Linked DNA regions of Homo sapiens: region 2 is linked to region 1. Evidence: read pairs that join two places in POLR2A ChIA-PET (ENCODE). Cell type or tissue: Caco-2. All regions are shown on one strand. Links, peaks and the distances in the headings refer to the core of each region. The heading gives the core; the rest is flanking DNA.

Region 1 (10,961 bases), core at 1,764-9,763:
GGTTTCACCATGTAGGCTGCACTGGTCTGGAACTCCTGACCTCAGGCAATCCACCCGCCTCGGCCTCCCAAAGTGCTAGGATTACAGGCGTGAGCCACTGTGCCTGGCCCCCCACTTTTTTTTTAATCTCCCTTTTCTCTTTTCTTTCTGTGTTATCAAATGCTAACTCCCCAAGGTGTCACCGAAACAATCTGTTGATAAGCACACAAAGCCCTGTAGATTCTGACTCTAAGGAAGAAGAGGCAGAGGCAGGAGGACAAAGCTGGCATTTTTATTGAGATGCTGAAGTCTGATTCCAGGTGGGTTTTCCCATTGAATGGGGCCTTGATTAGGCTTGGGTGAGGACCATGTTGTAATAGGTGAGGATTGCGGGATGACACAGCAAACCGGTGATTCTGAGGCAGGGTTAAAAGAGACTTGAGAGGGTTTGATGTTTTGTATTGAAAAGCTGATGGGTCTTTCCAGAAGACGCTGAAAAGATAAAGTTATCTACAGCTCTGTGGCAAGAGTTTTCTGGAATAGTAAACTCATGTTGACGAGGACAAACACGCCAGTGAAGTCACGTTCCTGTAGACAGTGAGCTGTGTGGTGTAGACAGTCCCGGTTCTCAATCTGGTACAAGAAAGCCGTGGTCCAGAGGCAGATGAGGCAGCGTGGCCAAGCAGAGCTGGTCTGCCTGGGCTCTCCAGGGCTCTGTCGCTTATGGCGTGTGAGATTTGGGGATAGTTGCCTCACCTCAAGGCCCGGAAGATAGCAAGTTCTTGCTGTTAATCTTATCAGAATCTATTCTCAGCCCTCAAAGGACTTCAGCATTCATGGAGAAATCAGATGTGCCGCAGGCGTGGCCTGAGAGACCCTGGCTCACCTCCGGGCATATCCTTGGGCAAGCAGGTTGCCGCACGTCCAGCCTCACCGCTGCCCGCCTGCAGTCTCTTCCGTGTGCTTCACAGGGCTGTCATGGAGAGCGCATGCAAAATCACAACGCTCAATTCTGGAGCCCTCTGCTATGAACGGCATCCCTAAGGGGCCTCCCATTCACTCCCCCATCTCTCTTACCTCCCCTTCCCCACCCCGTCTCCATTCCTCTGCCAGTTGCTCCCCTCCCACGCCTCTTCTGTTTCTCCCCTCCCTGCCTGTGCCTCTATTTACCCTTTCTGTGTATGTTTGGTTTCTTTTCAGGGTAAAACCGTTATTCTAGGCCTATGTTTGTCTAGTTTCAGCTGAAGACACCACATATGTTTACCATAGTTTGGCTTTGGCAACAGAGTCCTAGGGTCAGACCCAGGCTAGCTAGCTGTGCAGACGGAGGTAAGGTACCTAATGCTGCGCCATCTGTTTGCACATCTTAACGATGACACAGTGCCTGCTGTGTATAGAGGTGTATTCACGTTGGCCGGCACAGGCAGATGAAGGAATGCTTGACTCACCTCCCAAGGTCTCCCAAGTAAACCACAGGAACTACTTTGTCGGGGGCTTTGGGGTCTGTTGGACTAGCGGGCCAGGCTGTCTGCGTCCCAGTCGTGGCTCCACCCCTCAGGGCCAGGTTAGTGAGGCGCTGAGGAGCTCCACTTGGCACAAAACTTAAGGGGCCACCAAAAAACTTTGTAATCAAGCTGGATAATATCTTCATGCAGTCTTTCTAAAGATCTTATCAGCAAACTACAGCTCACAGGCTGGCCTCCTCTTTTACAAGTCATGTTTTATTTCAGAGCTGAGATTCGGGAAGCTCATATATCCGGCAGGTACCCGGTATTAATGAGGCTGAAGTCTGCATCTAGTGGGGAGACGCATTCTGCCTCCGTGGCCCCTCTGCTCAAGAAGCGTTTGCCATAGGCACTTGATCATCCTGTACTTTGGTTCCCAAAAGCACAGCAACAAGGAGAAGGCCGGCAGTGGGGGCTGGGAGTGAGGGGAGAGGACAAGGCTGAGGATTGTGGCTCTTCCGCCCTGGTAGCCCTGTGTCTCCAGGGTTGTTACCTATCCTGTCTCTTTCTCCTTGCTTTTTGTCCCGTATTTCCAATTCATTTAATAAGCAGTGTGTTTCAAATACTGTACTTTAACCTGTGAGCCTCTCTGTTCCTTGGTGTCTGTGACAGTTTGCCTGGCAGTGAACTTGGAGGCTCCCACTGCTTCAAGGAACTTTCCATAGGAGAGGGGTTTTGGCCTCCTCCCTAATGTTCAATTGATCCGGGACTTTTCTTATTTTGGGTGAGTCTAGATAAACAGGCCAAATATAGCACCATCGGGAAAAGACAAGGAATGCAGTGACTAGGCCGGGCGCGGTGGCTCATGCCTGTAATCCCAGCACTTTGGGAGGCCAGGGCGGGCGGATCACGAGATCAAGAGATCGAGACCATCCTGGCTAACGTGGTGAAACCCCGTCTCTACTAAAAATACAAGAAATTAGCCAGGTGTGGTGGTGGGTGGCTGTAGTCTCAGCTGCTTGGGAGGCTGAAGCAGGAGAATGGCATGAACCGGGAGGCAGAGCTTGCAGTGAGCCGAGATCACGCCAGTGCACTCCAGCCTGGGTGACAGAGTGAGACTCCCATCTCAAAAAAAAAAAAAAAAAAAAAAAGAACTAATTCTCAGTTGCTGCAGACACCAGAGTGGGAAAATCAAGAAGTACCTCCATGGAGTGGCCCCCAGACACATCCAGGAGAGGTGTCCTGCAGGGCCCCGCAGGGCTCCTCAATATTCTAGATTAAAAAAGACTTTAGGGCTGGGCGCGGTGGCTCACACCTATAATTCCAGTACTTTGGGAGGTCAAGGCGGGTGGATCACCTGAGGTCAGGAGTTTGAGACGAGCCTGGCCAACATGGTGAAACCCCATCTCTACTAAAAATAAAAAAAATTAGCTGGGTATGGTGGTGGGACCTGTAATCCCAGCTGCTTGGGAGGGTGAGGCAGGAGAATTGCTTGAGCCTGGTAGGCGGAGGTTGCAGTGAGCAGAGATCACACCATTGCACTCCAGCCTGGGTGACAGAGTGAGACTCTGTCTCAAAAAAGAGACTTTAGCAAGATGCAATGAGATTGCTCAGATTGCATGTGGTTGAGATAAACAGGCTCCCCCGCCACTCCCACCACACATATCCTCTCCTTAGCTAATAGGGCTTACAAAGACTCTCCCTGAGCCTAAACAGAGTACCAGCAAAGTCAGACCCTTTTTTTTTTCTTGAGACAGGTCTCCCTCTGCTGCCCAGGTTGGTGCTCAGTAGTGTGATCCTGGCTCACTGCAACTTCCACTTCCCAGGTTCAAGCGATCCTCCCACCTCAGCCTCCCAAGTAACTGGGGCCAGGCATGCACCACGCCCAGCTAAGTTTTGTAATTTTGGTAGGGACGGGGCCTCATTGTGTTGCTCAGGCTGGTCTCAAACTCCTGACCTCAAGTGATCCTCCTGCCTCGGCCTCCTGAAGTGCTGAGATTACAGGTGTGAGCCACTGCACCTGGCTGTGAGCCGCAATTTTCACAGAAAACCAACCAGGGCTCCAAACGATCCAGCAATTTAAAACAATGCAACATTCCAAAGTGCGAGGTGAAGTTATCTTCTCCCCAGTGCTTTCTGAACCGAGGAAATATTCAGCTGATGCACGTTCCTGCCCCCAAAGGTATAGCGGCCTCTCCCCTTCCCACTGACAAGGGGCATGTCGTCTTCTCTTCAGCAAAACTGTAGGCTTGAAGGCCAGCCTGGCTGTTGTCTTGAGAAAAAAGTTTCCAGACTCCCCAGCCCCGTCTTAGCACAGCAGCCAGCAAGGAAGTCTGTGCTGCTCAGAGCAAATCCCTGGGCTTGGCCAGCCTCCAGGTGGGGTTGGGTGCCGGGTGCCGGGGCTGGGCTGAGGGCAGCCTGGGGGGCGCTCAGGTCACTTGGGCTCCTGTGCCTTGGTTTCTTCATCCATAGGGAGGAGAGGATATTAGGTAAAATATGTGTGAAGGCTAAATGGGCCAATATGAGCACCTTCCCACCTGGGCACCTACTAAGCGCTGCACACACATGAGCCATCATGGCATGGGGCAGGGGGGCTACTCTTTGCCATAGGGGAGAGAATGGGAGAGACATCGCGAAAAAGGCAAACAGAAGTAGGACTCCTAGTTCCTCTCTCCAGACGCTCTGAAAGCGAAGGGAGGAGCTATCACTCTCCAGCCACCAGCCATCCCTGCGCCCTGGGGAGCAGTTCCAGAAAAGCACACGCAGGAAAGCATTCACAGTGATTCCGGAGTGGTGTGACCGTGGGGGCTGCTCCAGACAGGAATCCAGGGCAGTTGGGCCCTGGAGGCCCTGGCGGAGAGTGCAGAATGGGCTGCCGTGGCCTGGAGCTGTGCAGAGACCCCCACAAGGCTCCAGAGGAGAAGGCGCCTAGAAGCCCGGCAGGCAAAGAGAGGCTCAGGCCCGTGGTGGCAGGGGTTTTGGGGGTGGGGGTGTCTCAGAAGAGGCAGGGACTCCCCCAGCCCCTAGCCCCGGCTCAGCAAGCCGAGCTGTGTGGGTTCTCAGATGGCCACGTGGCCTGCAGCCCCAGCAACCGAGAGACCATGTCAGGGACAGCACCTGGGGGGCAGCACCCTCCAAGGACCCCCTGAGGTAGGGGTCCCCCATCCACACCTCAGAACGGCGTTCTTGAACCCAGTTAGCTCAACTTTGCTCTAGCCAAGTCCCCAAAATGCCCATAGACACCCCAATGCCACCAGATCTGAAAAAAGTTTTAGAAAGGGCAAGTTAGCGTGGAAAGACAGGATGCTCTGGACAAACTGCTGTTCAATTATCTTAATTTTGCCAACTTGATAAAAACAGATGACCTTCTGATGATATTACCGGGGTCCCTCCCAGGCCTTACAAGAGACTCAAGTGAGTGGGGAGCCTAAAGATTCCTTGGTCTCCCCGTAAGTCCTTGTCTACTGGAAAGAGCTGAAATCTAAAAGGAAACTGGGGATATGAGGAATTTTCCTCCCAATGATATCTCTGCCCAATTCTATTTGCCAAACCTAAGGTCTGGTCTCCATTGACAGGAAGGCCTAACCACTTGCTTTGAAAGATAAAGTAGATTGGGTAGTAAAGAGCTGCATATTAATGAATTAAAGCTTGCTTACAAAAACCTCGTCATCAAAAATGGGATTTGAGGCAGGTTCATAAAATACAATTATCCTTAAATATTCCCTTGGAAATGATTGTGCAGGATGTGAAGGTTAATCTCTGAGACCTTGGACTTTAAATTCTTAATCTAATTGTTGCCTATTTACTTAGGCTTCCTGACCTTTCATTGCCAAGCACTTTATTGTTATAGGCTTTCTGCTTTATAGGGTAGTTTTTAAAGTTTTAACTACGCTGGGGTAGCACATAGAGAGTATCTCATAATGGCTGCAAGCACAGTCTTTGGCAAAATAAAGCCACTGCAGGTTAATTAAGAAATTTAGAAGATTCTTTCACAGACAACTCTGTGCCCTGAGAGGAAAGGTTGTAATTAAGACAGATTCAGTGTCATTAGGATCATTTAAAATGCCAACACTTCAAAAAATGAAGACAATAAAGTCAGCAGGAGAACACGTAATATGCGTTCGAAGGGTTTATTGGATGAACTGACCTTGCTAAGAGCAAGGAAAAAGGAGCTTTTGTTCTTCCCACCACTGTCTTCACACCTGCACCCCCGATCTCCATTCCTAAGGCCTGGAAGATGTACTTAAGCTTTCCCTGTGACTTTCAGGGATTAGAGCAATCTCCTTCTCAGACATTAAAAAGTCCAGACCCATTAACTCGTCATTTACATTAGGTATATCTCCTAATGACGAGTTAATGGGTGCAGCACACCAACATGGCACACGTATACATATGTAACAAACCTGCATGTTGTGCACATGTACCCTAGAACTTAAACTGTAAAAAAAAAAAAAAAAAAAAAAAAGAGTCCAGACCCTTTGACTCAAAATGCAAACATCTCATTCAATGGAAAGCTTCCACGACGCAGGCCTGAGCTGGGTTTGGCAGCTCTAAGTTCATTTCTGGCTTCTCCAGGGCACGGTGAAGGGTGGGGCAGACAGGGAAAAGGGGCTTCTTGCGTGATGTTGTGGCCATCTGGTGCTGTGGCAGTGGTGTCATGATGACGGTCTGGAGGGCTGCTCTTGTGGGTTCTTCAGGCACACACACAGCTGGGGACATTAGATGTGGCCCCTCCCTGGAGGGAGCAAAGCAGCCTCTGTCTGACTTCCTAGGGCTGGCCCTCAGGCTCTGCTTCCACGCCACAGAGCCCCTGTCTGTTGGGGTCCCCTCTGTGAAAGAAGGTCTTGGGCAGAGGCATCTTTGAAGTCGGCTCCACCTTGGCTCACAATTTCCCCTCCCCTCCAGCAGTTCAGGTGCCGCCCCCTGCAGCACCACCTCTCTGTTGCTGGGGACAGCGTCCACCATCTCTTGCCTTCAGACTTTTCCAGGTGAGAACCAGGGGGTGGTCCCGGGGTGGGGGGCACCCGACCTGGGGTCTCACTTGCAGCTCTCACAAGGCCCTTCATCCTGCCCTGTTTTTCTGCCACAGGGCCTGGGGACCTCCCTCCTCAGCAAACATCCCAGCAGCAGAACACATCCTTGGGCAGTGGGAGAAGGGACTGCAGTCTATTCTCTTACACTGACTGCTGTTTTCAAAGAAATCACCTTTTCCTCCTACCATTCTCATCTCCTATTTATTTATTTATTTATTTATTTATTTATTTATTTATTGAGACAGAATATCGCTCTGTCATCCAGGCTGGAGTGCAGTGGTGCAATCTCGGCTCACTGCAAACTCCGCCTCCCGGGTTCAAGTGATTCTCCTGCCCCAGCCTCCAGAGTAGCTGGGATTATAAATGCGTGCCACCACACCCGGCTAATTTTTGTATTTTTAGTAAAGACAGGGTTTCACCATGTTGGCGAGGATGGTCTCAAACTCATGACCTCAGGTGATCCTCCTACCTCGGCCTCCCAAAGTGCTAGGATTACAGGCGTGAGCCACTGTGCCTGGCCCATTCTCATCTCTTTTAGATTAAAAGTGGATGAAAAGTGAGTGACATGCAGGGGCTGCAGAACTGGCTTTGGGCCCACCCTCAGCAAGTTCTGCCCAGATGGCCTCACACCACTTTCTAGAACACAGGGGCCATGGTGATGTATTGTTCTCAGCTTCAGGGCCTCACTTGAAATTCTTAGACAACATAGAAAGCCCATTATTTATGAAATTATACTTTATTATGATCTGAGGGAAATTCTTCATAGTGCAAATTCACAGAATGCAAATTCTTTACATCCTGGTATCATTGACTGATACAGGAAGTCGGGGCTGGCTGGAGTGCGAATCACCATGGCCATGTACAGTGTTGGACATCCACTGCGCAAAGACTTTTCATGAACATCTGATCTTCCATAGACATTCAGTTCACAATCTGGAGTCACAGACATTATCTTTTAGGTGAGGAAACAGACACAGGGACGTCATGTGACTTGCCCAAGGTTAACCAGCTGCTAAGTAGTAGAGCTGAGGTCATACCTCAGAGCTATTCTGTCTCAAAGCTTGTTTTATCACATATGCCCTCTGGCTTGATAATTATTATGAAAATATCCCTATGCTAGTGCTTGAGGCTGCTGTCAACTCTGTCTCTTGCTTCTTCCTCCAAAGCCCTGAGCAAATCAGTCAACTCAGTAAATGTGTTCATGATGGCTTAGATTGGCCTAATGTTAAACACAGCTCCTAAACTTGGGGACAGCATTCAAGGCCCTTAGAGCTTCATTGGGGAAGCAGCCTAATATCTGGGAGACAATGAGAGAGCAGGGGAGGCTGTGGAACAGCAAGGACAAGTGTGCAGTGGAGGCTGTAAGTGGCAAGAGGGAAGTCACTGGGACTGAGGGTCGTGGTGGGTTGAGGAGGAGGAGGGCTTCGAGGTAATCATGGAAGCACAGATAGGAGGGCGTGGAGGAGCACAAGGAGGTGAGGACAGGGTCTCCCAGCTCAGGTGCAGGTGATTAGCAGGGACATAAGCAGGGTGTGAGGAGGGCCGTGGCTCACTTTCCTGGAGCTTCCGTAACAAAGCACCACCAGCTGGGTGCTTAAACAGCAGTAGCTGATTATCTCAGAGTCTGAGGCTAGAAGTCCAAGGTCAAGGCATCAGTAGGGCCACGCTCCTGCTGAAACCCATAGGTGCTTCTTCCTTGCCTGTCCCAGCTTCTGGTGTTGCCAGCAACCTTTGGCATTCCTCGGCGTGCAGCCACACCACTCCAACCTCCGCCTGCATTGCCTTGTGGCCCTCCCACCCTGTGTGTCTGGGTCTTTTCTCCTCTCATAGGAGCACCAGTTGTTTGGGATTAAAGGCCCACATACTTCAGTATGACCTCACCTTACCTTAACTAACCACATCTGCAACAGCCCTTTTTCCAAATTACGTCGCATTCTAAGGTATGGAGGCTAGGACTTTATATCTTTTTGAGGGGGACACACTCAACTCTTGACCTGGAAAACCTTTGCTGGCTCCTCATAGCTTAGCGTTCAAGCCTAAGGACCGAGGGGCACTCAAGGTTGCTCAGTCTGTCCTCAGCCCCCTCTCCCTTCTTCCCATTGGTCAATCTACTCACTTTACATCAAGCTTCCTAGCCTCCCAGGCCAGAAGCACACTGTGGTCTTGGTGGGCACTGCCTCCTGTCCCTACACTCCCCACTCCTTCTGCTGAACGGCTCTTCATAGATCATGCTCAATATCACCTCCTTCACTATGCCTTGCTTCAGCCTTCACCTGGAGGAATAAGGAATTCCCTTATGGCATTTTCCTTACAGCCCTGTCACAGCACTTACTGTGTGATGCAGTCACCTAGCTGTGATCCCATTTTATCTCAGCCAATCACCGCCTTTGGGTTTGGGACTCACTGAGTGATAGGGTTGTTAGGATTGGTGGCCGTGTTCCCCCAGCCCCCCAGAACCACTGAACTCCTAATCTGGTTGAAGTAAAATGATGCATTTGATGACTGGCCAAACAATGTGATATCTGAAAGAAGATATTACCTTCCCACATGGTAGGGGGCGTGTGCTTCCAGAGTGCAGGCCAGGTATCTGCAGGTGACGTCTGCCAGGCTGGGCACCCAGGAGGACAAGTGATGGGGGTCACAGGCTCTGGCTGCTTTTGGACAGCTGTAGGGTTGTGAGGAAGAGGGAAGCAGAAGGAAAAGAAGGAGAGGAAGGCAATTCTAGGCAGCTACCACTGAAAAGGAAGAGGAGCTCTTTTGCCCAAAACCTTAGGAGAAGGATCCAAGGTGGGGGACAGGGTTTGGTGGGGCAGCAGGTTCTAAGTGTGCCACATGGAATACAGAATAAGAAACTGCATCTGGAGATAATGTTTCTTGGGGGATGATAGATTATTACCAAAGACAGATGAAGTAGTAGAATCACTCTGGTTCCACTCAGGAAGCCATGCTTGGTTTCTCCTGCTGCATGCATCAGCAGTGCCATCTATTGGGGCTCGGAGTAAACTGTCGTGGTCCAGAACACGTGAAGACTGAATTCTCTTTCACACCCAAACCCACAATTACTGCATTAGTATGTGTTCAGTATGACTTATTGCAGATTAGGATTAAACTTTAATGAGAAGAGACATTATGCATGGCTATAATGCTTTTTCATTTAAAACGATTGGGAGGGGTGAAGGGAGAAAACTGTGTTCTTTAGCTCTGAACAACATTTTATCGTTCAGAAACGAGAATGATGTGCCTCCCAGGCCTGAGGTCAGCCCAGGCACCACCCTGTCCTCGTGGGATGCGGTGTGGCAAGCTCAGAGCAGCTTGTGCACACTCCCATGTTGTAGAGAATCTCTTCACACACATATTCTAAGAGATTATAGGGAGAGAACTTTGAGTTTATGCAATTTCCCAGAACAGTCAAAAGTCCATGTTTTTCTTTTTATTTTGAGTTTATAGTAAATGTTGTCTCTGCCATCCCAGTGGCAGGCTCATTTTTGTTCCTCCCACCTCTCCTTGACTATAGGTTCTCCCCATGGGGGCGGTCCTCAGTCCTTGTCCCTCGAATCCCACGACTTTACCTGCCATGGACATGCTGATGACACATGCGTCTACATCTGCTCCCCCCACACCCCATCTCTCGGCTTACTTCCAAATCCACCTGCCTAAATGCCTATCAGTCATCTCCGTCTAGATGACCTGCAGGCGCCTAAAACTCAACACATCCAAAGTCAGTTCAGTATCCCCCTTAAATCTATCCCTCTTACTTTCTTTTTCTTGGCTGAAGGCATAACGCCCACCAGGTTCCCCAAGCCGGAAATCCTGGAACCGTTCATTCTTGCCTCTTTTGTCCCTTGAACCACAGCTGCTTCATCTGTAAGGCACAGTGCTGGGACTACGCAGAGTGCAATGGTTTACACAGATAATTCAGGAATCAAGAGTCCTTCAAACAGAAATGATAAAATAAAAGGTAACACTTACATAGTATGGCTTATGTGGCAGGCACTGCCCTAATAGTGATTTAACTACCATTCAAATGTATTGGTTCATTTATTCAATCAAATTCTCACTGCAACTCTGAGCTAAGTATGATTATTATTTGTGTTTTATAGATAAGGAAACTGAAGCACAGACCTGTTAAGGAACTTGATTAAAAGTTCATTGGGGCCGGGTGGGGTGGCTCACGCCAATAATCCTAGCACTTGGGAGGCCAAGGCAGGCAGATCACTTGAGGTCAGGAGTTCGAGACCAGCCTGTCCAGCATGGTGAAACCCTGTCTCTACTCAAAACTATAAAAAATTAGCTGAGTGTGGTGGCACGCACCTGTAATCCCAGCTACTCCGGAGGCTGAGGCAGCAGAATCACCTGAAACCAGGAGGCAGAGGTTGCAGTGGGCGAAGATCTTTCCACTGCACTCCAGCCTGGGCGAAAGAGTGAGACTCCATCTCAAAAAAAAAAAAAAAAAAAAAAAAAAAAAGTTCATTGGATGGTTGGGTAAAAATATATCATTGCTGCC
Region 2 (8,000 bases), core at 1-8,000, 100 kb after region 1:
CCGCACCCCTGTCTTTAGGTGAGGTGAAGAGCTTATAGGAACCAAACAGGAATGCACATACTGTTCTTTTAACGATAAGTGAGCTGAATAAGTGAAAACAATGGAGGCTAGGCTTTAGGAACAAGATGGAGTTTTTGTTTCTTGATACGATTTATATTTAAGCTTTCTCGCTTACATATTATCGGTGGGGATTGCCAAACAGTCCAGGATAACCATTTTGCCATTTGGCAGAGCTCAGTTCTCTTTAGATTTTGAGCTGCCAAGGTTTGGCTGCACTATTTCAGTGTTTCTACCCAGCAGGGCTTCCTGCATTTGGCCTGGGAGGATTCAGGGAAATCCGTGAAGACAGTTTTGCAGGATTGGATCACAAAATGCTTTTCATATCCCCAACTGTTTTGGCATCAAAGTAAAGATTTTTGTATATTTATGGGAAAAAAGGGAAGTCCGTTCTGAAATTATTTCTTCCATTATATTGAAGCTGAAAAAAAGGGGTAAGTTTTAATTTCTCAAGAGATATTTCTTTGAAAAATATAGTGCAGTTTGGTATCCATTCTAGCTTTTTTTTTTTCTTTTTTATGTATTGACTTAACTTCTACTCAGATTGTAGTATTTCCATCTTTAAAAACAAAGCTGTAACAACGTTTTTAAAACATGGCTTATAAAAACCTCAGCTAGGTCTCAGAATATCTCTTGTGTTTTTAATGTCTTCAGTGGACCTTTTCTCTACACAGAACTTCCTTTATTTTGATGTACTAGTAACAGATAATAGCAGAAAGTTTTTAAACTATAGAAAAATATAAGAAAAAAGTTATTTAAAAAATCCCCTGTGATTCTTACAATCAGGGGTGACCTTTTGCTCCATTGCATCATATCTAAGAACACTGAATATATTTAAGAAATCAGGGAATCTCTGTCTTGTGCATACTGGGATCTCAGGATTCATCGATGAACAAGACAACGATCGGATTCACATTAAGCCCTTAGTGCAAAGAAAGTGGACAACACATGGGCGGTTCCTTCAGTATGTTGGTTATTAGCAGTGATGAGCAGGCTCGCTTTCATTGCATCTTTAAAGGCAGGCCCCAGCTCTCAAGGGGCTTCTGGTCTGGTGGGGAAAAATAGGCTTCTGCTGAGTGGTGTAGAGTGTGCAGGGACCGGGGGTGCACAGAGAACACTTCAGAAGGACCACTTCGTGGCTCAGAGAAACAATGCAGGCCGGGCGCGGTGGCTCACGCCTGTAATCCCAGCACTTTGGGAAGCCGAGGCAGGTGGATTACCTGAGGTCAGGAGATCAAGACCAGCCTGACCAACATGGACAAACTCTGTCTCTACTAAAAATACAAAATTAGCCAGGCATGGTGGTGCATGCCTGTAATGCCACCTACTCAGGAGGCTGAGCCAGGAGAATCGCTTGAACCCAGGGGGCAGAGTTTGCAGTGAGCCAAGATCGTGCCATTGCACTCCAGCCGGGGCAACAAGAGCAAAACGCCGTCTCAAAAAAAAAAAAATGCGAAAAGGACCCACCGGAGGAAGGGAGGCAGGAATACAGAAGGAAGAAGCAGCAGGGAAGAGCAGGGTGGGAAAGGCCTGGAAATTAGAAAGCCTGGCATGTCTGTGGAGCTGACATAGTACATTCAGTCCTAGAATAAACATTTCCTCTCGTTTTTCTTTTCTATTTATTGGGACATAATTGACATATAGTGAAATGCACAAATCTCGAGTGTATAGTTGGGTGAGTTTTGATAAATACAGACACTTGTATAAGCCATTCCCTTGGTATAGAACGTTTGCGTCACCCCAAAAGGCTCCCCCACCCCCTTCCCAGCCAATTCCCCACTTGCTCTCCTCCCTCCCAGCAGCCAGAGGAACCGCTGTCCTGAATTTTTTTTTTTTTTCACTTTGGAAGAGTTTTGCCTGTGAGATGACTTCTTATTAATGGAATCACAGTGCGTCCTTTTTTGTGTCTGGCTTCTTTCTGTGAGCATGAGGTTTGTCAGATTCACATGCCATTGCTTGTATGAGTGGCTTGTTCCATTCATTTCTGTGTAGTAATTTCACTTTATGGATATAGCAACATTTATTTATCCACTGTCTTGCTGGGTATTTCCAGTTTTTGTCTATTGTAAAAATGCTGCTGAAAGCAAAGCAATCCTGGGCTCTTCTCCCAGGAGTCACTGTCCCGTGCTGCCTGCTGTCCAATATTTGAAACCCATTGTTTATATCCTGTGTCCAGAGTTCTAGCTGTTCACTGGAGGAGAGCCAGGTGCTACCAATTTCTTCTTCCTAGCGACCAGCAAAATGCCTGTAATAATTTTTAATGGAAGAATGATATTTTATCATTTGGCTACACAATAATTCATTTAACCTGTTCCCATTGGGAGACACTTAAGGTGTTTCCAATTTGGGGCTATTCTAAGTTATGCTGCAACAAACATTTGAATATTTTATGGCTGTTACGGTAGTTTATTTTTTAGTGTCGATTCCAAAAAATTAGATTATTTGGTTAAATGCTTAAATTTTTTAAAATGTGATCTTTATTGCCTTATTTTTTTCAAAAACATTGCTCAATTTATATGCTCAGTAACAGTGATAAAGTGTGTTTCACAATTCCTTGGTAGTATAGAGATCAGAATTTTCTTTTCTTTTCTTTTTTGTCCTATGCTAATTGAATAGCAGAGAATTTATTTGTTTATAATGAGTTGTCACATTATGTCACTGTACTGGACATATCTTTGGGAGGACTAAGCTAAATTCAGATGCTTAAACAATGTTTGGTCTGATTTATTATCTTCACATGTGTAAATTTTATGATTATTAATCTATTGAGGCAGTCAAATTGCTATAACACGGTGGTGACATTTTTAGATATTGAATATCAATATTAGAGGCTGGACAGACTTTTCAAGTCATATTCTAACCAAAGAGAAAGAACCGATTTGACTCTAAGTCTCATTATTTTGAGAAGTTCCAGTTGTCACAAGAATAACTATGGAACATTGGAATATTGATTAAAAATCTGATACCTTACCTCTGTATTGTGCATTTTATAAAGTGCTTTCCTGTTCATTATTTCATCTTATGCTTACATGAAAAATCTGAAAAATGTGTCGATTTGTATCCACGTCATTCACGAATATGCACTGGGATGTAGAGAATACATCCTCTGGATTTGTCGTTTTAAGCCTAAATCATGGAAAACATTCAATGTAGTTTTAAAGTTCTCTAGGCTATAGGAAATTAAAAATATATTACTCACCTATCACTACCTTTTTCCAGGGGAATATGGGTGATTGTGGAATTCTGACTCTGAAAGCATTGGTTTTGGTGAGATGACCAGGCTGCCAAAGTGCACTGAAGGTAGAGACTTCTTAGTGACTGGGACAGCTGCCTGTTGATGCCGTGCACCTCCTCAGACCTGTGGTCTCTTTGCAATTTGTATGCAGGCACTTAGAAAGCACTGACTCGCTCTGGCCTGACTGTTTCGGAAATGAAGCTAGGAAAACTGTGAGGTCAAATTTAAACCTGCAAATAATTAGCTGGATGGCATAGCTGTACAAACTGAGATAGCCCGGGAAATTTGGTAAAGCTTTAAAACTATTATACTTATTCGCTTCTGTTCAGCCAACTGGGCTGATTTTTGAGACAGAGTCTCACTCTGTCACCCAAGCTGGAGTGCAACGGTGCGATCTCAGCTCACTGCAATCTCTGCCTCCTCCGTTCCAGCCATTCTTGTGCTTCGGCATCCCGAGTAGCTGGGACTACAGGTGCGTGCCACCACACCTGGCTAATTTTTGAATTTTTAGTAGAGATGAGGTTTTGCCATGCTGCCCAGGCTGGTCTCGAACTCCTGGCCTCAAGTGATAAGTGATTCACCTACCTTGGCCTCCCAAAGTGCTGGGATTACAGGTGTGAGCCACCATACCTGGCCAACATAAGCTTTCTTATCAGTTGAGAATTACTAGAATATGTGTAATTGTTTTCTTGTTTTAAAAAATAATAGACTATTTTTTAGAGAAGTTTTAGGTTTACAGAAAAATTGAATGTAAAGTACAGAGAATTCCCCCACACCCCTCTGTACAATAGTTTTTGGATCAAATTTTGGCTAGTCGTTGTTTTTTTTTTTTTTTTTTTTTGAGATAGAGTCTCACTCTGTCACCCAGGCTGGAGTGCAGTGGCGCAATCTCAGCTCACTGCAACCTCCGCCTCTCGAGTTCAAGTGATTCTCCTGCCTCAGCCTCCTGAGTAGCTGGGACTACAGGCACGTGCCACTATGCCTGGCTAATTTTTTGTATTTTTAGTAGAGACGAGGATTCACCCTGTTAGCCAGGATGGTCTTGATCTCCTGACCTTGTGATCCACCTGCCCCCCTCCCAAAGTGCTGGGATTACAGGCGTGAGCCACTGCGCCCGGCCTTGGCTATTCTTAATCACCCTTTTAAGAGCAAGTGACTGATCCAGTGCAGTTCAACAGTTTCTAAGACCTTTTCCTCCGTAGTATTTACAAGACGATCATGAGAATTGTCAATCATATAATTTAAGAATTTTTGCTTTTCCTACTATTTAATGGTATGTAATCAGAAGATATTTATCTGTGTTCTTCATATGAAGGAAGCACAAAAAAATGTCAGTTAAATAACCACTTAGTAGGTCTCTAGTGGGATGAACAATATTTAGAATCATTTACAACTTTATACCAGTCTTGTATCAGTCTTATAGACTGAGCCAGGCAAGAAATGGGGCTGCCCGAACTTGCTGTTCAGGAAATGCCACCAAGGAGAAAGCATTGTGTGAACAATGGGTCTTTCACTGTAAAGTCCTGAGTTTGGGGCTCTGGTTTTGTATTTTGTGAAGTATCATCATGCCTTGCCAGAGCTCAGTAAGAATGTGACCGAAATCAGGTCATGAGAAAGATAAGATTTCAAACATCCCCTCGGAGCTGTTTGCTTGACCTCCACTGACTTAATTGGTTTCTATGGAGTTGGCCCCTGCCTAGAAATACTACATTCCTACTCATTTTCAACTTAGACAGCTCAGTCTTTCACAAGGTTGAATCTTCATACCATTCACTTTTCATCTCTTTTTTTTTGGAGGGGGTGTTATTATAAAATATGCATATCATAAAATTTACCATTGTAACCTTTTTTTGTATTAAAAATGGCATATTCTCTATTTTGCATACTTTAATTTCAGAACAAAATAAACAAAAAAAAATCCACAATACACAACATCCAATCCTGCTGTCAGAGTAGGGAGGGAATGGGGGCTTGACACCCTTGTTTCCTGCCTTCAATACAAAGACAGGAGAGAAAAAAACACTAGACATCAGCAGGGGGAGCCAGGTGGGACAGGGGCACTTGAGGCTGCAGTGGGAGCCATTTTAACCATTTTTAAGTGTACAGTACAGTGGCATTAAGTATATTGTGCAACCGTCACCACCATCCATCCCCAGAACTTTTTCATCTTCCCAAACAGAAACTCTGTACCCCTTAAACACCAACTCCACGTTCCTCTCTTCCCCCAGCCCTGGGTAGCCTCCATTCAGCTTTTGTCTATGAATTTGATTACTCTGGGTAATCAAGCTTACATAAGTGGAATCATATTCTATTTGTCCTTTTGTCTGGCTTATTTCACTTAGCGTACATAATGTCCTCAAGGCTTATCTATGTTGTAGCATGTATTACAATTTCCTTCCTTTTAAAGACTGAATAATATTCCATTGTATGCATAGACCATATTTTGTTTAGCCATTCATCCATCAACGGGTACCTGGGCTGTTTCCACCTTTTAGCTATTGTGAATAATGCTGCTGTGAACATTGGTGTACATGTGTATTCGAGTCCCTGCTTTCTCTTCTTCTGGATATATACCTGGAAGAGGAATTTCTGCATCATGTTGTAATTCTATGTTTAATTTTTTGAGGGACCACCATACTGTTTTCCATAGTACCTGCACCATTTTACATTCCCACTGCATCTTTTAAAAAAATAAACAAAAGCCTTCCTATATATTATGTATCCTACATATTTGGATATTCTCTTTTAAAAAATAAGCTTTAAATATTATGATTTGTCAGTTAGATACTCAGTGAAGTTAGATGTGTCTAAAGAAAAAGGAGAATCTTCAAGTAGAATATAGACCAAGGATCCATATAAAAAGTGAAATTTTACACACTCACAAGAAACAATACTTTCTCATCTCTCTAGTGCTAAAACTATCAACGATTCAGCTAGATTTAGGGCCCAAAGGAAAGAAAACACATAATTATTGTTTCTGGGTGTTGTAAATGTATAACTAATAGGTTAATGTTTAATGGAGTTCGTTAAGTACAGATTTGCACAGCTTTTCTGGGCAGTATCACCTGTTGGATTTTAGAGGCTTAATGATTAAGGGCCCCTTTTACTGTCACTGAGTGTGATGCTCGTGTGTTTTCTCATAATAAGGCATGCGAAGAAGGGATGCAAGCTGTAAGCTCTTCACCATCGCTCCATCAACTGGAGCAAAAACAGGTCAATGTGAGGACTAGGAGAAGAGGTGAAAAGAAGTTGAATTTTTAGCCAGATATTCTCTGGGACTGAGGCAAGAGCGGGGAAGTGTGGGCTTTGGGGCCATGTAGGAGAGAACTCTGCACTCTTCCTACAGTGGAGAGAGGGATCTGATCGAGCTGGAAGACACTGCTTGGCCTCTTTGTGTTTTCCTTCTCACTCATGTTTTGGCCTTTTAGAAAACCCTGTAAGACCCGTTGCTTTTATCTCTGCTCTGGTCTCTTGGTGTTTACAAAGTCAGCACCACCATCTCTCATGATTTCCAGGCACCAACATCCAATCCTGTGACCTTCAGCTCCGGTGACCCTGTAGCTCCTTGGTTTCAGTCCCTGGGATGGTCTAAGCGTTTTAACCACGGTGCACAAACATCTGCGTGATGGCCGACAGCCCTGGCCAGGCGCCCGCCGGCTCTCTCCTGCCATCTCTGCACTCCTTCCTCTGTGCTCTGCCCTCAGAGTTCCCCTCAGTGTCTTTCCTCACCTTTGCTCCAGTTACCTGGACATCTCTCATCTGGTTTCAGAGATACCTTCTCTTACCTTCAGGGAAGACTTCCCTGACTATCTGCCTTCTCCAGAGTTAATGGGCCTTCCCCCAACACCCAGACACTCTCACAGCCTCCACCCTTCTCCCTGGTGACTTGGTCAGCCTCTGGCTTTCCCACCAGGGCATTGGGTCACATAGACCTTCCATCCACTGCCATATTTGTGGCACCTGGCTTAGTCCCTGTGACAAAGCAGATGCTCAGTTAATGATGACTGGACGAAGCTTCAGTGAAAAATTGTTAGTGGGCGTCCCTTGTCCCCAGTGTCCTGTGTCCATGTGGAGTGTTCCTTTGCTCACCCCTCCCCCACCTGTCCTCAAGGGAGGAGCAGTCATTGCCTAACTCGGGGACAGCTGACTCTCTCCCCCAGGGCACAGTGTGCTCTTCTTTTCCCGTGCAGGCTGTTCTCAGACGCACAGGTACTGGCCCACAGGACAGAGCTTCCAGGGTGGGTCCACAAGCACCCACTCAGGCTGTGATGCAGGAGGGAGTGTGTCGAGCAGGCCTCCACCGCGCCCATCTACATCATATCCTCCAGTTTTGCTTTTTTATGGAATATTGCAGACTGCTTTTTCCAATCTCCATGACAGATTTGTGAGCCTACTTCCACATCAGAAGAGGAAGGAAGGGATGCCATTCATTGCCACCACTGTCCCAACATGAACAAATGGGGAACTGCATTTTGGAGAAAGCCTAGTGTGATTTCAAAGGCTTAGATGGTCCTAGGTGAAAACTTGATAGTTAACGGCCAAGGGAATCGTTAGGAGTTGGGGAATAGAAAAGGTGCTTTTTGGATTTCTTAGGTCTGAGAATGGCCTGTAACTGCATTTCACAAGTGGGTTTATATCATTCTAGGGGCACTTGGCTGTCATGTGGATCTTACAAGGTGGGGAAAAGAAATGAAGATCCTCACAAAGA

Evidence for each region. ChIA-PET counts read pairs that join two places held together with the same protein. Peaks named below come from ENCODE experiments on the same cell type or tissue, not always from the same donor. Only the 100,000 strongest peaks of a DNase experiment are listed, where the experiment ranks them.
Region 2: POLR2A ChIA-PET joins it to region 1 with 10 read pairs; 4 of 35 experiments call an interaction of 5 or more read pairs at or near these places.

The regions. Positions count from the first base shown.
Region 1 is chr18:7,163,287-7,174,247 of GRCh38, reverse strand. No RefSeq gene overlaps it. Among named protein-coding and RNA genes, the nearest start is that of LAMA1, 51 kb to the right of the region's middle. In Caco-2, for the core only: a CTCF peak has its summit at 9,438 (motif pointing left); a DNase peak (open chromatin) is centred at 9,436.
Region 2 is chr18:7,061,366-7,069,365 of GRCh38, reverse strand. The region is part of intron 3 of LAMA1 (laminin subunit alpha 1); the gene reads left to right. Among named protein-coding and RNA genes, the nearest start is that of LAMA1, 52 kb to the left of the region's middle. In Caco-2, for the core only: no CTCF peak of the experiment used is centred there; DNase peaks (open chromatin) are centred at 4,865 and 7,395.